Linked DNA regions of Homo sapiens: region 1 is linked to region 2. A link is a contact called in ENCODE Hi-C or POLR2A ChIA-PET data. All regions are on one chromosome and are shown on one strand. The core of a region is the stretch at or near the end of the contact, and the rest is flanking DNA. Distances in the headings are between cores, read along the strand shown.

Region 1 (7,557 bases), core at 4,563-7,062, 310 kb before region 2:
ATGCCATACAACTCACTCGAATAAGGTGTACAATTCAGTGAAAAAAAAATTTTTTTTGAGACGCTCCTGCCTCAGTCCCCCAACTAGCTTAGGACTACAGGCATGCACCACCACGCCTAGCTGATTGTTTATTTTTTATTTTTGTAGAGATGGGATTTCACCATGTTCCCCAGGCTGATCTCAAACTTCTGAGCTCAAGCGATCCACCCACCTTGGCCTCCCAAAGTGTTGGGATTACAGGCGTGAGCCGCTGCGCCTGCCCTGATTTTTAAGTAGATTCAGCCATTGCCACTGTCTAATTCCAGAACATTTTCATCGCCCCAAAAAGAAACCTGATACCCATTAGCCGTCATGCCTCTTTCCTTCCCCAGCCCCTGGCAGCCACGGATCTATTCTCTCTCTGTCTGTGGATTTGCCTCTCTGGACATGTCCATTTTTTGACAGCCAATTTAGTTTCAGCAAAAACGAAACAAAACATCACTCATATTATATTAATGGCCTTAATTTAAATTTATTAACTTATTGTGGTATTCTCATTTTTAATCGAGCCTAGCTTCATAGTTAGATAACTGTTACAAGCACAAGGGTGTCACCTCATTTAGTGGCTTGGTGTTTAAGTATGATTATAATGAGAATAATGTAAGGGCCTGTGTGGTAGACTGCAGAATGCCTCTACATTCCTCCTATTCCTCTATGCATGCTGCTTTGCACAGTAACTTCACCACTTCTACCATCAAGAGCTAGTCTATGTTTCTACCCCTTAAATCTGGGCTTGTCCATGTGATTTGGACTAATGGGACGCTAGAAAACATGACACAAGCCATTCCTGAGGACTATGTGACAGATATAATGTGAATAACACTGGGTTAGCCTGTTGAGGACACAGCCCTGCCACCTCCATGACCCCAGCTGACAGCCAGTACCAACCACCAGACATGTGAGCGAGGCCATCCTAGACCAACCAGCTCCCAGAGACCTACCAGCTGAGGGCATCTGCATGACTTGGTCCAAGAAGACAAGTAGAAGAACCACCCCACAGAGCCCAGCCCAAACTGATGACCCATAGGACCGTGAGCTAAGAATTATTCTTGTTTGAAGCCACTAAGTTTTGGAGTGGTGTGTTAGGCAGCAAAAGCTGACTGATACACTCTGTGAACATGGCTTTCCTTTAACAGCCATCTATGTGCACAAGAAATTATTAACAGTAGTTGCCCTTAGGGAAGAAAACTGCCCCCAGGGTACAGGGGTAGAAAGGGGACTCTTTACTAGGTCCCCTTTGAGACCTTCTGAAATGTAAACCATGGAATGGGTTACCCATGCAGCATAAATTTAAAATAAAATGAAAAGGGGGTCTCTGCCCATTACTCCAGTTAGTACAATTCCACTTGTACTAGAATCTTGTCCTCTGGTCTCCCAGCTCCCCCAAGTCAGAGGGCAGGGCCTGGGGCCCTGCTGTCCCCTCCCAGCACCCCAGCACTCACCAATGCGGTGGGGGGACTTCTCCAGTGCCTCAATCTGGATGTGCCTGGCACCTGCTGGGATCTGCACCAGCTTGAGAGCTCCTGCCACACACAGGGATCCAGAAGTCGTGAGCATCCTAAGCTGGTGGTCCCACTGCCCAGCGTCCCCCACTCCCTCACTGGGCACCCAGGAACATCTCATTTGATCACAGAACCTCTCTGAATCTCTGTATCCTCATTTGTAAACTGAGGATGAGACCTTCTCCATGAGGGTGCTGGGAGGATCGAATGAGACATGTCCTGTAAACTCTAAGGGCCTCCGTGTGTGTGAGAGCTGCTATTACTTCCCTCTTTCCTGACCCTCTTCCTCTCCGTCTCACTTCTGCCCTTCCCCCCGTCCCTTTTTGCTCCTCTGACTCTCTCTCCCTGCTTCTTCTCACACCTTAAGCTACTTGCTACTGATGGGATTTAAATGATAAAGGCCATGAAGACTCCACATGACTGTCCTGAGCCGCCCTGGCCCTCCCGACCCAAGGCCTGGACTTTCTCAGAGCCACCAACCTTGTCCCCAACAATCAAAGGTGAGACAAAGTGTAACATCTCCCAAGGGAAAATAGGCCCCATTTATACTAAAGTGTGAAGGACTGATATCTGGTTCTTTTCCACAGCAAGTCTGGTCAGATTGGAGGTAGAGAGGAAAGTCAAGGAACTCAAAGATACCAGGAATTCAAAGCAGAAAGTGCCACAGGTTTAAAAAAAAATAAGGAAGGAGAGAGGAAAAGAAAATTATCAGTCCAGTCTTGGCTACACCTTTAGATCTGTCTGATGCCTCCCACCCACCAATAGTCCCAAGGTCCAAGGGATGGCCGAGCTCCCATCACAAAACTTTACCTAGCGGGAAAATGTCTCTTGGAGCTCCTGGGCCCCAAACTCAGGGAGGAGCTTGCCTGAAAGGTGAGGTGACTGGCTGCAGCACCTGGCTCACCAGCCTGGGCAGCCCAGGAAGGCCTGGAGATGGGCCCCAGGGCCCCTTCTCCCCACCCCAGACTGTGGCACAGTTCAAGGAGGGAGGGCCCCCTGAGGGACGGCAAGAACTCCAGTCAGCCCTCGTCATCCCCCCAGCCCCAGCCCGGCTCACCTGCCTGCTTGGAGGCCTTGCCCAGCGTCCCCTTCACAGTCCTGCAGTGGGAGTTGTCACCCCCGCAGACTCCACACTTGTCATCCGCCTTCATGGACCCCACCTCCTTGTCACAGCCGACAGGCTGAGGCCAGAGGTGAGGTCAGTGGGAGGAGGCTCCCCTGCCCCCACCGCCACCCCGGGGCTCCCATTCCCATCCCCAGGCCCTGGTCAGGAGAAGACCTCTGGCCTGGGAGATGTCCCTGGACAGGATTCTGGCACGAATTCACCGTGGGACCTGGGTGAGGTCTTACACCCGGCGTGATGAGGATTCTTGCCATCTCCTCTCCCCTCCAATGGGGCTGAGCAATAATTAGCCCCTTCCAGCACCCCAGGGCTATGCTGAGGACCAACAGGGTGTTGCGAGTGGGCCGGTGAGGCAATGCTCATCTTCCCAGGCAGGAGGGGCTACAGTGCAGCCCTCCAGTCTCCCTGTGCCGGTAGTCGGGGTGGCTGGGGGTGCACCCACCACACACTCGCCACGCGCACAGACGCTGTATGGGTCCCGGTAGCTGCAGCGTGTCCCATCGTGAACCACCTGGTTCATGAACACCACGTCCCCCGTGTCCGCCGACTGGCAGATCAGCTCACACTTCTGGGCGTCTGTAGGGAGAGGGACTATGCTGAGTCCCCAGCTGGGCTCAGAGAAAGTGGCCCAGGACAGATCAGTATGTGGTCCAGCCAGAAAGCTCCGGGGCCAGCTCTGGACAGTTGGGGGAGCACTGGGTGTGGCACGGGGGCTGAAAATCCCTGCTGTGTCACTTATTAGCCATGTGACCTTGGGTAAATGCTCTGACCTCTCCCAGCCTTTGTTCCCTATTTTTATTATCCCTAATCAGTAAAATGCCACATCGGCTTATTGAGAAAAATCAAGTGATAAAGTAATAATAAGCCAATGCTTAGTGAATGCTTACTATGTACTAGATATTTCTAAAACCTTCACATGCCCTTAAAATACAGCTTTAATGGCTTTTCATGAATTAACTCATTTAACCCTCTCAACACCTCAATGAGGTAGGTGCTAGCATTACAGAGGAGGAAATTGAGGACCAGAGAGGTTAAGGAACTTGCTCAAGTCCACACAACCACACGATAAGTGGTTCAGCCTGGATTCTAACCTTAGCAGTCTTGCCTGAGTCCTGCTCTGACCCCTACAAAACTTCACTGTGCACATGTATGACATGCGTCTTAACATGTTTGTAAACATTAGAAGGCTGCGTGAAAAAAAGGCAGAAAAGTGGTCTGTATCTGGGTTTGCAAAATGGAGCAACAGTCAGGGAGAAAGAGAGTCCTTTCTGGTCCTAACAATTAAATGTTTCCTTCTTTATGTGGGCTATAGATATCCTAAAAAGGAGGTTCCAGAGCATATATAAACACTTACTGTGCTTCTTAGAAAAAAGGAAGTTGGGGGCTTAGCTAACTTCCTGGAATTCGTCTAACAGTCCTGGGAAAAACCCAAAGTCCAGCTGCCCCACGGGCCTCCCAGCCCCTCCTCTCCCCAACGCTGTGGCTGCTGGTTTGGTTTCTGAATGGATCTGGAAGGCTTTCAAACCAAGATTCCCTCAGCCAATTACTAAGGAAACTCTTGGGCTCTGCTCTGGTCCCTGGGCTCCAGCACAGCTGGTAACTCCTTGTCTCCAGCATGAAGGACTCAAGTCTGGAGCCACAACCTCCAAGACCACCTTGGATTTCATCCACAGGAACCAGATTCCTGTAGGGACCTGGGTCTGGGGGAGCTCCAACCCAGGACAGGCAGGATCCTGACCCAGGCAGGCAGCTCTCTAGGCAGCAACGGAAGCCACAACCTCCAAGACCACCTTGGATTTCATCCACAGGAACCAGATTCCTGTAGGGACCTGGGTCTGGGGGAGCTCCAACCCAGGACAGGCAGGATCCTGACCCAGGCAGGCAGCTCTCTGGGCAGCAACGGAAGCTCTCTGGGCAGCAACAGTGCGAAGGGAGTGGTGAGCTCCCCAGAGTAGGAGGAATCCAAGCAGAGAGAAGACACCCCCTGCAAGGATGCTCTGGAAGAATCTGGCAATGACAGGCCTCTGAGGTCCCTTCCAACCTGAAGAGTCTGTCATTCTAGACCAGAGCTGAAGAGCTGACAGTTCTGGGGTGGAGCCCAGGCTCCAGGGAGGAAAGCCCGTCCTGATGGGAGCTGTCTGGGCCAAGAGTTGTGTGATGGAGAATGAGCATCTGTCCATGGAGGACCCATGGAGAGGCTGGCAGGGGAAAGCTGGAATCAGAGGATCATTGAGGGCTCTTCCAGCCGAGGCTCTGACTTGCCACGAATCCCAACCCTTCACTGGATGCTCTGCCGCTATGGAGCCATCACTGGAAACACTCAAAAATAGATGGGAACTGGCACCACTATGGTCCCCAAATTCAGACTCTTTACAGGAGTCTAGAAGTCCTGTGTATGTCCCAGGGCAGCCTAGAGAGTCGTTATGAAGATCCCACCAGATCCTATCTGCGTGCCTTCCAAAATCATCTCATCGACTCTGCTGAAACCACAACCCAATCAGTAAAACCTAAAAACACAGCGTGTAATAGGACTGAGCTCCTCAGGACACTGGTCATGCAACGGGAAGGGCGCCTGCACCTATATAATTCTTCTCCCTGCAGGTAGGGACAGAAGACGAAAGGCAGGCAACCCTAACAGCCAACACTGCTGCCGGCCTTGGCAACACCTGTGTGTGAAGTGTCCCTTCCTCAAGACACTTTCCTTGCATCTGCCAGAAAACTGTCATCATAAGTACACAAATCAGGGATGGCCTTGATGGGGATGATGACCCCAGAAGTATACCAAGAACAGGCCTACAAAAGGGTATATGGTGAGCCCGCTGACTTCAGTGTCCCTTTTGGCACCCCCACTGTCCCTCCACCTTCACTGGTGTATGTAGGGGTAGGAGGCCCTGCCTGGGCACACACAGCCCCCGCAGATGCCTAAGGACATGGAGTGGGAGGGGGGTGGGGCCCACTCACCATCGTCAGGCTCGTAGGGCACCCAGCTGTGCTTGGCATTCTGGTGCACATAGTAGGAGTTGCGCTTGGCACACTGCTGGGCCCGGAAGTCCTCGTAGGTCCCAGGGCACTCCTCGCTGTTGCAGACCTGGTACTCGAACATGGGCCCTAAGCACAGGCGGCCTCCATAGGCTGGGCTGGGACAGACACAGAGAAATGGATGACCTTGCTGGCTGGGAAGGCTGGGGAGGGCCAGGTTTCCCACACAGCCACCAGGAGCAGCTCAGCCATTCATAATAGCATGACAAGGGCCTCCACTGACATAAACCAGAGAATGGCTCCCAGGGTGGGGGCTGTGGAGCTCAGCTGAAGAGCTATCCAGATCCTTCTTCCTCCCTGACTGCTTTACCCTTCAGACATACACCACCTATTCCACGGTGAGTGTGACGGACAGATGTACAGACTGACACAGGGACTGACTAACCCTCTCCAGCTGGACTGGAAGAGAAATCCATCTTACTCATCTTTGTGGGTGCCTTCAACTGTTTTGCAGGCCCTGGCATAGAGCAGGCCCCCATAAACGACTCAGCCACTCCCATTTGCATCAACTTCCACTTAATATCATCATAAACTAAGGAGTGGTAAAAGAAACTTGGATTTGGAATCAGAAGAGCTGGCTTCCAAGTCCTGACAGTGCAACCTTGGCCAGGCCACTTAGCCTTGCTGTGGCTTAATTTCCCCTTGAAAACAGGGACTATAATCCCTCTTATTTTACTCACCTCCTGGTGTGTCTGTGAAGAATAGTAAGAAAAGGTATTTTATAGTCATCTATGCTCTCTTCTTCATTAAGTCAAGAGGATTGGGTAAGACTTGATACAAAGTGTCCAAGTGCTGGGGTTAACAGTACCCTACTCATAGACATGTGGGAGAATTGCACAGATTTTTGTACCTAAGTGCTTAGCATCCCACCTAGCACAAAGTGCTTGACATACTATAATAATGATTACTATAACAGCAGCTTTCATTAAGTATTTAATTTGTGTGAGCATGGTGCTGAGAGCACACATATTATTTCATTTAAGCCTCATAAAATAAAAATAGTTGTTATTACACAGGAGCTCAATAAATGGTAGCTTTGATACCAATTATACCAAGGGATAATTGTCGGTCATGCCTGCAAGGTGATTTACTCAGAACAGGGACCCCTGGGCTTTTCTATAACCACAGACTTTGTATTCCCGACAGATGAAAGTTACAAGGCAGTCCATTTTGGTTCATGTGTGTAGAAGGTCAATATAGCTGTCCATATTAACTATACGGCTATATTCTCTAAAACAAAGGAACAGCTGCTTCAATAGGCAGTGAGTTTCCCATCCCTAGCGATAAATAACAGTATGAATGACCACTCCTGAGGACACCAGAGCCACTGTGACCCTACAACTTTGCGATTCCGCAGTCTTCATCATACCCCTCAGTGCTGTGAGGGGTCAGGCCAGGCCCTGTTGTTGTGGGGGTTCAGAACTCCTGCATTCCTAGAGCCAACCAAGCCATGCAGCTGGCCTTGGCCAGTCCCCATCTCCCGTGGTGCTGTTCTAAACAGGCTGCCTCTGCTTGGAGATGGAGATGGAGAACTAGGGCTCAGATATCCCAAAACCATGGAGTTGGGGAGAAGGTCCCTATAGAGGGGATGAGAAGGGAGAATGGACATCTCCCCCAGAATGCTAAAACTCAGGGGTGGGGAAGAGGGGAAGGAGCTTTGATGTTAGAAAGAGTTAAGAAAAATTAAAGGGAGATTTTCTCCATGTGGTAGAAAACAAAGTTAGGAAATTGATTCTTCCAACAAAGAGCTTAGATCAGTGTTTCTCAAAGTTTAGCCAGAGGGTCGGGGTCATGAGAGGACTTGTTACACGCATGAAGAAGTAGGGCCACCCAGACTCTGGGGAATCTTCTGCG
Region 2 (7,158 bases), core at 3,524-6,023:
CAGAAGTCAACTGTGTCGGAAGGTCAAGTTCCAGGTGGACTTCAACCTGATCGGATGGGGCTCCTGGATCATCTACCCCAAGCAGTACAACGCCTATCGCTGTGAGGGCGAGTGTCCTAATCCTGTTGGGGAGGAGTTTCATCCGACCAACCATGCATACATCCAGGTGGGATGCCAGGCGTGAGGGGGAGGGGAGGCAGTAAGCTGGCCTTGGGGGACAGGGCTCTAGCTTTGCTATTAAATGACTATGTTCCTGTATTCACAGTTACTCAAGCACCTCCAATGTACCAGGATCCTGTGCTAGGTACCAGGCATGTAGAGATGACCGAGTGTAACATCCTTATAGAGCCTGTATGGGGTCATGCGTCACTGGGTAGCCTTGAACACATTGTTTCCCTGGGACTTTATCCTTGTCTTTCATAAAATTAGGGGGTGGGGGTAGACCAGAGGGTCTCAGCACTTCCCTAGCCCTGACATTCTAGGAAAGGAAGAATCTGGACTTTGGGGACAGGCAGGCCTGCATTTGACTCCTCATTAGCTGTGTGATACTGTTTAGGTTGCTTATTCTCTCAAGCTTCAGTTTTTCCACCTGTAAGATGAGGAGGGCAATGCCATATTTCAGAGGGATGCTGTAGGGTTAATGAGATGACATGCACATGGCATGTAAAGCAGTTGGTAGGTAACAGGCATGTTTGGCTGCATTATGGGGCCACGGTTGGAATCACACTGTTCCAGCCACAGTATTTTGGTTGAGAATTGACTACCCATTCTACAGAAGTAGACAAGGCCAGCCAGGTGCGGTGGCACATGCCTGAAATCCCAACACTTTGGGAGGCTGAGGTGGGCGGATCACCTGAGGTCAGGAGTTTGAGACCAGCCTGACCAACATGGTGACACCCCGTCTCTACTAAAAATACAAAAATCAGCCGGGTGTTGTGGCACATGCCTGTAATCCCAGCTACTCGGGAGGCTGAGGCAGGAGAATCACTTGAACCCGGGAGGCAGAGATTGCAGTGAGCCGAGATCATGCCATTGCACTCCAGCCTGGGCAACAGGAGCGAAACTCCATCTCAAAAACAAGAAAAAGTAGACAAAGCCAGAGGCTGCCACTTGGTGCCACTAGTCAGCCTAAGGTCTAGGAGGTGGTGGAGGAAGAACAGAGCTGGTGAGTTAGGAAAGAGAAGAAGATGGAGAGAACAGAAAATATAACCTAATATGGTGGATCTGATGTTATAGGTGGCCCTGCCCTGCTGTCCAAGGTCATATGGGACCAAAATGTTTTCATTTTACTCCATGAAGTCTGGAATGAGAATTTCTTGGACTTGCAATATATCCTCCATGCCAAGCCTCAGGCGGGATTCAGGGTCTCTGGGGAGCATGAGCACATGGGCTGAGGTCATGCAAGGGAGTCCCTGGGGGTACTAGAGCTTCCGAGGATCTGTCCTGAGCCTCACCCAGGCCTGCTGATTTTCATCGCCCACCTGGAGCACCACAAAGACCCAGACAGTCCCAACTGCCAACTCTGACACTCTGATCTAAAAAGACGTTACTAGACCACAGGGACAGGCCCTGGTTCCAAAACGCCAAGGGATTGTTCCTTTCCTCCTATTGACTCTCTCTGTCCTTCTCTGGCTGACAGCAAATCCCATAAGAATTTCCACATGACTAACTATTCTGCTTCATATTTCTAGAACTAAACCAGGAATTTCTTGGAATATTTTAAAAATTGGTATTCACAGCCGGGCACGGTGGCTCACTCATGTAATTCCAGCATTTTGGGAGGCTGAGGTGGGTGGATCGCTTGAGCCCAGGAGGTCAAGACCAGCCTGGGCAACATGCCGAAACCCTATTTCTACAAAAAATACAAAAATTAGCCAGGCATGGTGGCATGTACCTGTAGTCCCAGCTACTCAGGAGGCTGAGGTGGGAGGATCACCTGAGCCCAGGAGGTTGAGGATGCAGTGAGCTGTGATCACACCACTGCACTCCAGCCTGGGCAACAGAGCAAGACCATCTCAAAAAAGAAAAAAAAAATGGTATTCCCTTTAGACTAGAATAATAGGAGAACATAAAAATTAGCTACCACTTAAAAAAAAAAATAGCTACTACTCTACCCAGATACATGTAATTTTTTGAATCTGTTTAAAGGCTGTTTTCACAAAACAAGCACAGAGCTAAAGGTAGTTTAGACATTAGAGTTCATGATATATTGGCAAGCTAATTCCTTTATGAAAATAATTTTCTGCTATTTTTGCACTCAGGAACTGACTTTAACTCCGTAACTTTTTTACTCTTTACCCAGAAATACTATTCTGACCTGCCCATCAGGATGTGAATTGACACACCCTTCCTTTCCTTTACAGAGTCTGCTGAAACGTTACCAGCCCCACCGAGTCCCTTCCACTTGTTGTGCCCCAGTGAAGACCAAGCCGCTGAGCATGCTGTATGTGGATAATGGCAGAGTGCTCCTAGATCACCATAAAGACATGATCGTGGAAGAATGTGGGTGCCTCTGATGACATCCTGGAGGGAGACTGGATTTGCCTGCACTCTGGAAGGCTGGGAAACTCCTGGAAGACATGATAACCATCTAATCCAGTAAGGAGAAACAGAGAGGGGCAAAGTTGCTCTGCCCACCAGAACTGAAGAGGAGGGGCTGCCCACTCTGTAAATGAAGGGCTCAGTGGAGTCTGGCCAAGCACAGAGGCTGCTGTCAGGAAGAGGGAGGAAGAAGCCTGTGCAGGGGGCTGGCTGGATGTTCTCTTTACTGAAAAGACAGTGGCAAGGAAAAGCACAAGTGCATGAGTTCTTTACTGGATTTTTTAAAAACCTGTGAACCCCCCGAAACTGTATGTGAAAGTTGAGACATATGTGCATGTATTTTGGAGGTGGGATGAAGTCACCTATAGCTTTCATGTATTCTCCAAAGTAGTCTGTGTGTGACCTGTCCCCCTCCCCAAAGATTAAGGATCACTGTATAGATTAAAAAGAGTCCGTCAATCTCATTGCCTCAGGCTGGGTTGGGGGAGCCCCACAGCTTTCTGGCTGGCCAGTGGCAATCTACTGGCCTTGTCCAGAGGCTCACTGGAGTGGTTCTCTGCTAATGAGCTGTACAACAATAAAGCCATTGTCTAGTTCTCCTGGGCCAGCTGGTGCCTGTGAAGGCAGAGGCAGGAACTCATCCAAGAGGACCGGCCATGTTGGGTTACAGAAGACATCCCTGCGTCAGTCTGCTTCGGCAGACACAGCCTGAGTTTGTTAAAGTTGGTGACAATCCACCTCAGTCTCTCAATGTGTGCTATTAATGAGGCCTCTGAGCTTCCTATCCAGCAGTGGTGAAGGCCTTGCCCTGGGTGGCAAGATACTTGCTCTATGGTCACAGCTCAGCCACTGGAAGCTGTGCGACCTCAGGTGAGCAATTCACTGTCCAGTCTCCACTTGTAAAAGGAACGCTGGTGAATCCTAATGCATTCATATTAAATGTCTGTTGTCAGGCTCAGAAGAGCCATGAGCTTTAAGCTGTAGACTGAATAGGAAGAGCTACCTTATCCCTACCTCCCTCTAAAGCTTATAAAGCTTGCTAAACCCAGTCCCTGCCACATGCCCTTAATCTAACCTTTATCGGCTCTTTTGTTACTCAGGGTTCTAAGACAGACTTAATTTCAGGTTCCACATGGGAAGCACAGCAAAAGGAGCCTGAGTGAGGCAGCTCTATCCCCAAAAACCCCTGACCACAGTTATCTTCCAGGTAAAAAGACCTCAAAGGCAGCAATTCTGGCTGGGTGCAGTGGCTCATGCCTGTAATCCCAGCACTTTGGGAGGCTGAGATGGGAAGATCACTTGAGTCCAGTAGTTCAAGACCAGCCTGGGCAACATAGTGAGAACCTGTCTCTGTTTAAATAAAACAAACAAAAGAAGCAATTCTGCTCTTAACAGCTTGATCTCATTGAGCATTGCCAAAGCAGGGGCACTTTTTTTGTAGTTTCATGGAGCAAAGGGGCCACTTTATTGGGAATGTGAGCCCACAGTATATCTACCCCATTCTGCTTTCCCAAGAAGCCTACCCACTTATGCTAAAGAAAATGATTCCAATCATTTGTGAACCCTGTTGAGCTCAGACGAACTCAACTGAGGCTTTGGTTGAGTCAACACCATAGTCATGGCCCAGAAAGGGGCTGGATTTGCTGGAGCCAGGCCTGGGCTTGAGAAACCTCAGTGCCTTGATTCCACAACAAAGCTGATCCAGCTGTTCACTGCCTGGACTAGAAATAGACTGCCCAGATCCAACAATTCAGAATCAACAGGATTCTGCATCTGCCCATATACAGAACAGCAGAGCAGGGACAACCTTGTGAGGTCAGCTTGTCTGATCCCCATTCCTAAGTGAGACCCCAGGGAGGCCTCAGGGCCTGACCACACAGCTAGGAGTGGCAGGGCCAAGAGCTGAGCTCTGGTCTCTTGAGCCCTACGGGCACTTACTGCTTAACAGCAACTAGAGGTTTGTGCTCACCTATCTTGGGATCCAAGCCTTAGCCTTTAGAACCAAACATTTGAACCCAATTACACTACTGAACTAGTTCTTAGAAGTGAACATCCCACCCCAGGACTTTCTTACATGGCTGGTGCCAGAGAGCGAAAGGTCAAGCTATTTGTAGCTACAGCTTGTGGGAGTGTTTACAGTCAGCTGTATTGACTCCAAGAACAAACCCTTGACGACAGGGCATTGCCTCATGTCAAATAAAAGTAGTGCACAAAGTAGTGAAACTCTGTGTTTTGCTGACCCCTGCTGAAAGCTCAGTGTTTGCTACGTCAGCAGCAGAGTCATTCTGTTGCCTGGACAGAGTCACTGGGGCAAAGCCTACCTACCCGAGCCTAGGGAATAGCTCCATGCTCTAGGCCATGTGCTTGCTGAAGGCTCTATAAGTCACTTTAAATACTACCTTGGAGAATTGTGTCCTGTCTGAACCTGGGATGTTTTCTGTTGTTTTGATACAGGATCTTGCTGTCAACCAGACTGGAGTGCAGTGGCACAATCATGGCTCACTGCAGTCTTGCCATCCTGGACTCAAGCAATCCTCCTACTTCAGCCTCCCAAGTAGCTGGGACTGCAAGCATGCACCATCATACCCAACTAATTTTTTAGATTGTTTTTTGTCAAGACAGGGTCTCGCCATGTTGCCAAGGCTGGTCTCCAACTTCTCGGCTCAAGCTCTTGTCCTGTGTTGGCCTCACAATGTGTTGAGATTACAGCTGTGAGCCACTGCACCTGGCCTGAACCTAGGGTTTTAAGAGCACTCAAGAGTTATTTTAACTTGCTCTCAAGAAGTGCCAAGTCAGTTGTGAGTGGTAAAAATTGGACACATTACACTCCTTGGCTGAGGAAGTGGGTGGGCCTGGCAGTAGGTAAGCCTGGAGAAATTAGAAACATTGTAAGAAACAGAAACACGGGATCCATAGAGATGTGGGGAGTGGCTGTGACCCTGGGATAGCACCCCTAACCTGGGGTTTATCTCCGTCTTTAAGTCTTCCTTTTCGGTCCGGCGCGGTGGCTCATGCCTGTAATCCCAGCACTTTGGGAGGCTGAGGCGGGCGGATCACGAGGTGTGGAGTTTGAGACCAGCCTGACCAACGTGGTGAAACCCCGTCTCTACTAAAAATATAAAAATTAGCCAGGCATGGTAGCACGTGCCTGTAATCCCAGCTACTCAGGAGGCTGAGGCAGGAGAATCACTTGAACCCAGGAAGCGGGGGTTACAGTGAGCCGAGGTCGCACCACTGCACTCCAGCCTGGGCAACAGAGCAAGATTCAGTCTCAAAAAAAAAAAAGTCTTCATTAGCAGTAAGATCCTTACCTATCCTAATTGCCTTTAGGGCAGAGTAAAGGATGTAGGAAAGCGCTTTTAAGGTTTTGGTCCCATCTTCCCTTAAAGAGATCCTTTAGTCCTTCTATAGGTTCCATGAGTAGGTGGTAGCTGCAGTGCTCAAACCTGTTCCATTCCTAAACTTACACACTTGGAGGGAAGAGGAGAGGGGGCTGAATAATCTCTGGGTGTCCATGTCAACCGGGCTGTGCTTGAGTCCCTTAAATACTGTTTCCTGAGCTGAGTATACTAGGCACTGGGCTCTTTATGACATCAACTGGGCCTGACAACCACCTAGAAAAGTTGTTTCTTAACCTTATTTTAGAGAAAACTGAGGCTTGTAGAATAAGAATTCTGCTGGGTAATTTGGCTACTAAGCAGCACAGCTGGAACTGAAGCTGCCTGACTCCAAAGCCTGTGCCCTAAACCCCTAGACAGTTCCGATGGGAAAGCTTCCTCCAGTCCAGTTTTATTCTGTGGACCTCTGTGCACGTGAAAGAATTCTCATTCTCAGGACTAATACATGAAACCCGCTGGATTAGTTAACAGCAGGGAATCTGACGCTCATGCAGCACAGCTTGGTTTGAGGTAACAGGCATGATGGGCATCTAACCAGTGCTCCCAGGGGCACAGGCAGCCCCTCTTCTGAGAAAGGAAAAGTTGTTTGGGCTTCCTCAGGGCTGGCACTTAAGAGAAGGACATGCTTGGGTGCCGTCAGCCCAGCATATACATGTTCACCTGCAAGCTCCTGAGCACAGGACCAGGGTCATGCTCCCTGAGAGTCCCACCATCTCCTTTGCATACACAGGTCCACATTGACAAAGTGCATGCTCCGCAAGTGTGGAGAACTGACAGATAAAGAGCCAACTGCCTCTTACCTCTGCCCATCTCCCCCACCAGCTGAAACTCCTGAAATGTGAAATAACCTTAGCAGGATTTCACCAGAAATTTTTAAAAAATTAAAACACCAAGTTGATACTCAAGATCTTTACTGATTTAACTATAACAGCAACCATTGATGAGAATTTAATTTTTTCCTTAATTTCCAAACATCTGCTGGTTTGGAAGAATAGTTAAAATACAAAAACAACTGATCATGGAATCACACAGGACTGCCTCAAGGACTGCGTGGTACCCTCTGCTATCCATCCACACACAGTGAAATGGATGGGAGGGATGAGGGAACAACACATCATGGGAGACAAAGGGAAGACCAAGGAAAGTGCTGGCAGTCTCCGCTTTTCCATTCAGAATGGATGGAACTGGGCCGTTAGTGGCACTAAGACAGGGCAGGGCT

The links. Hi-C counts contacts between places; a loop is a spot of excess contacts on that map. ChIA-PET counts read pairs that join two places held with the same protein, here RNA polymerase II (POLR2A). Pooled maps may share reads with other maps.
Region 1: a pooled map shows a loop between it and region 2 (2.1-fold over the local background). The contact joins two enhancer-like sites. A Hi-C loop is called at or near these places in 1 of 50 pooled maps. POLR2A ChIA-PET finds 5 or more read pairs at or near these places in 2 of 52 experiments (Panc1 and activated CD4-positive, alpha-beta T cell).

Annotation. Positions count from the first base shown.
Region 1 is chr10:70,739,231-70,746,787 of GRCh38, reverse strand. It overlaps ADAMTS14 (ADAM metallopeptidase with thrombospondin type 1 motif 14), which reads right to left. Exons shown (of 22, transcript NM_080722.4): 12 at 5,626-5,801; 13 at 3,107-3,240; 14 at 2,599-2,722; 15 at 1,482-1,562. Among named protein-coding and RNA genes, the nearest start is that of TBATA, 42 kb to the left of the region's middle. RefSeq lists enhancers at 1,217-1,386, 2,918-3,721, 3,961-4,255, 7,461-7,557. Within about 2 kb of position 5,812, at least 2 of the 41 ENCODE cell types and tissues checked have a DNase peak (open chromatin) inside an H3K27ac peak, as active enhancers do.
Region 2 is chr10:70,428,294-70,435,451 of GRCh38, reverse strand. EIF4EBP2 (eukaryotic translation initiation factor 4E binding protein 2) reads right to left here. Exons shown (of 3, transcript NM_004096.5): 3 at 6,834-7,158. NODAL (nodal growth differentiation factor) reads left to right here. Exons shown (of 3, transcript NM_018055.5): 2 at 1-166; 3 at 2,364-3,516. The coding sequence ends at 2,516. Among named protein-coding and RNA genes, the nearest start is that of NODAL, 9.8 kb to the left of the region's middle. RefSeq lists an enhancer at 1-309. Within about 2 kb of position 4,773, at least 16 of the 41 ENCODE cell types and tissues checked have a DNase peak (open chromatin) inside an H3K27ac peak, as active enhancers do.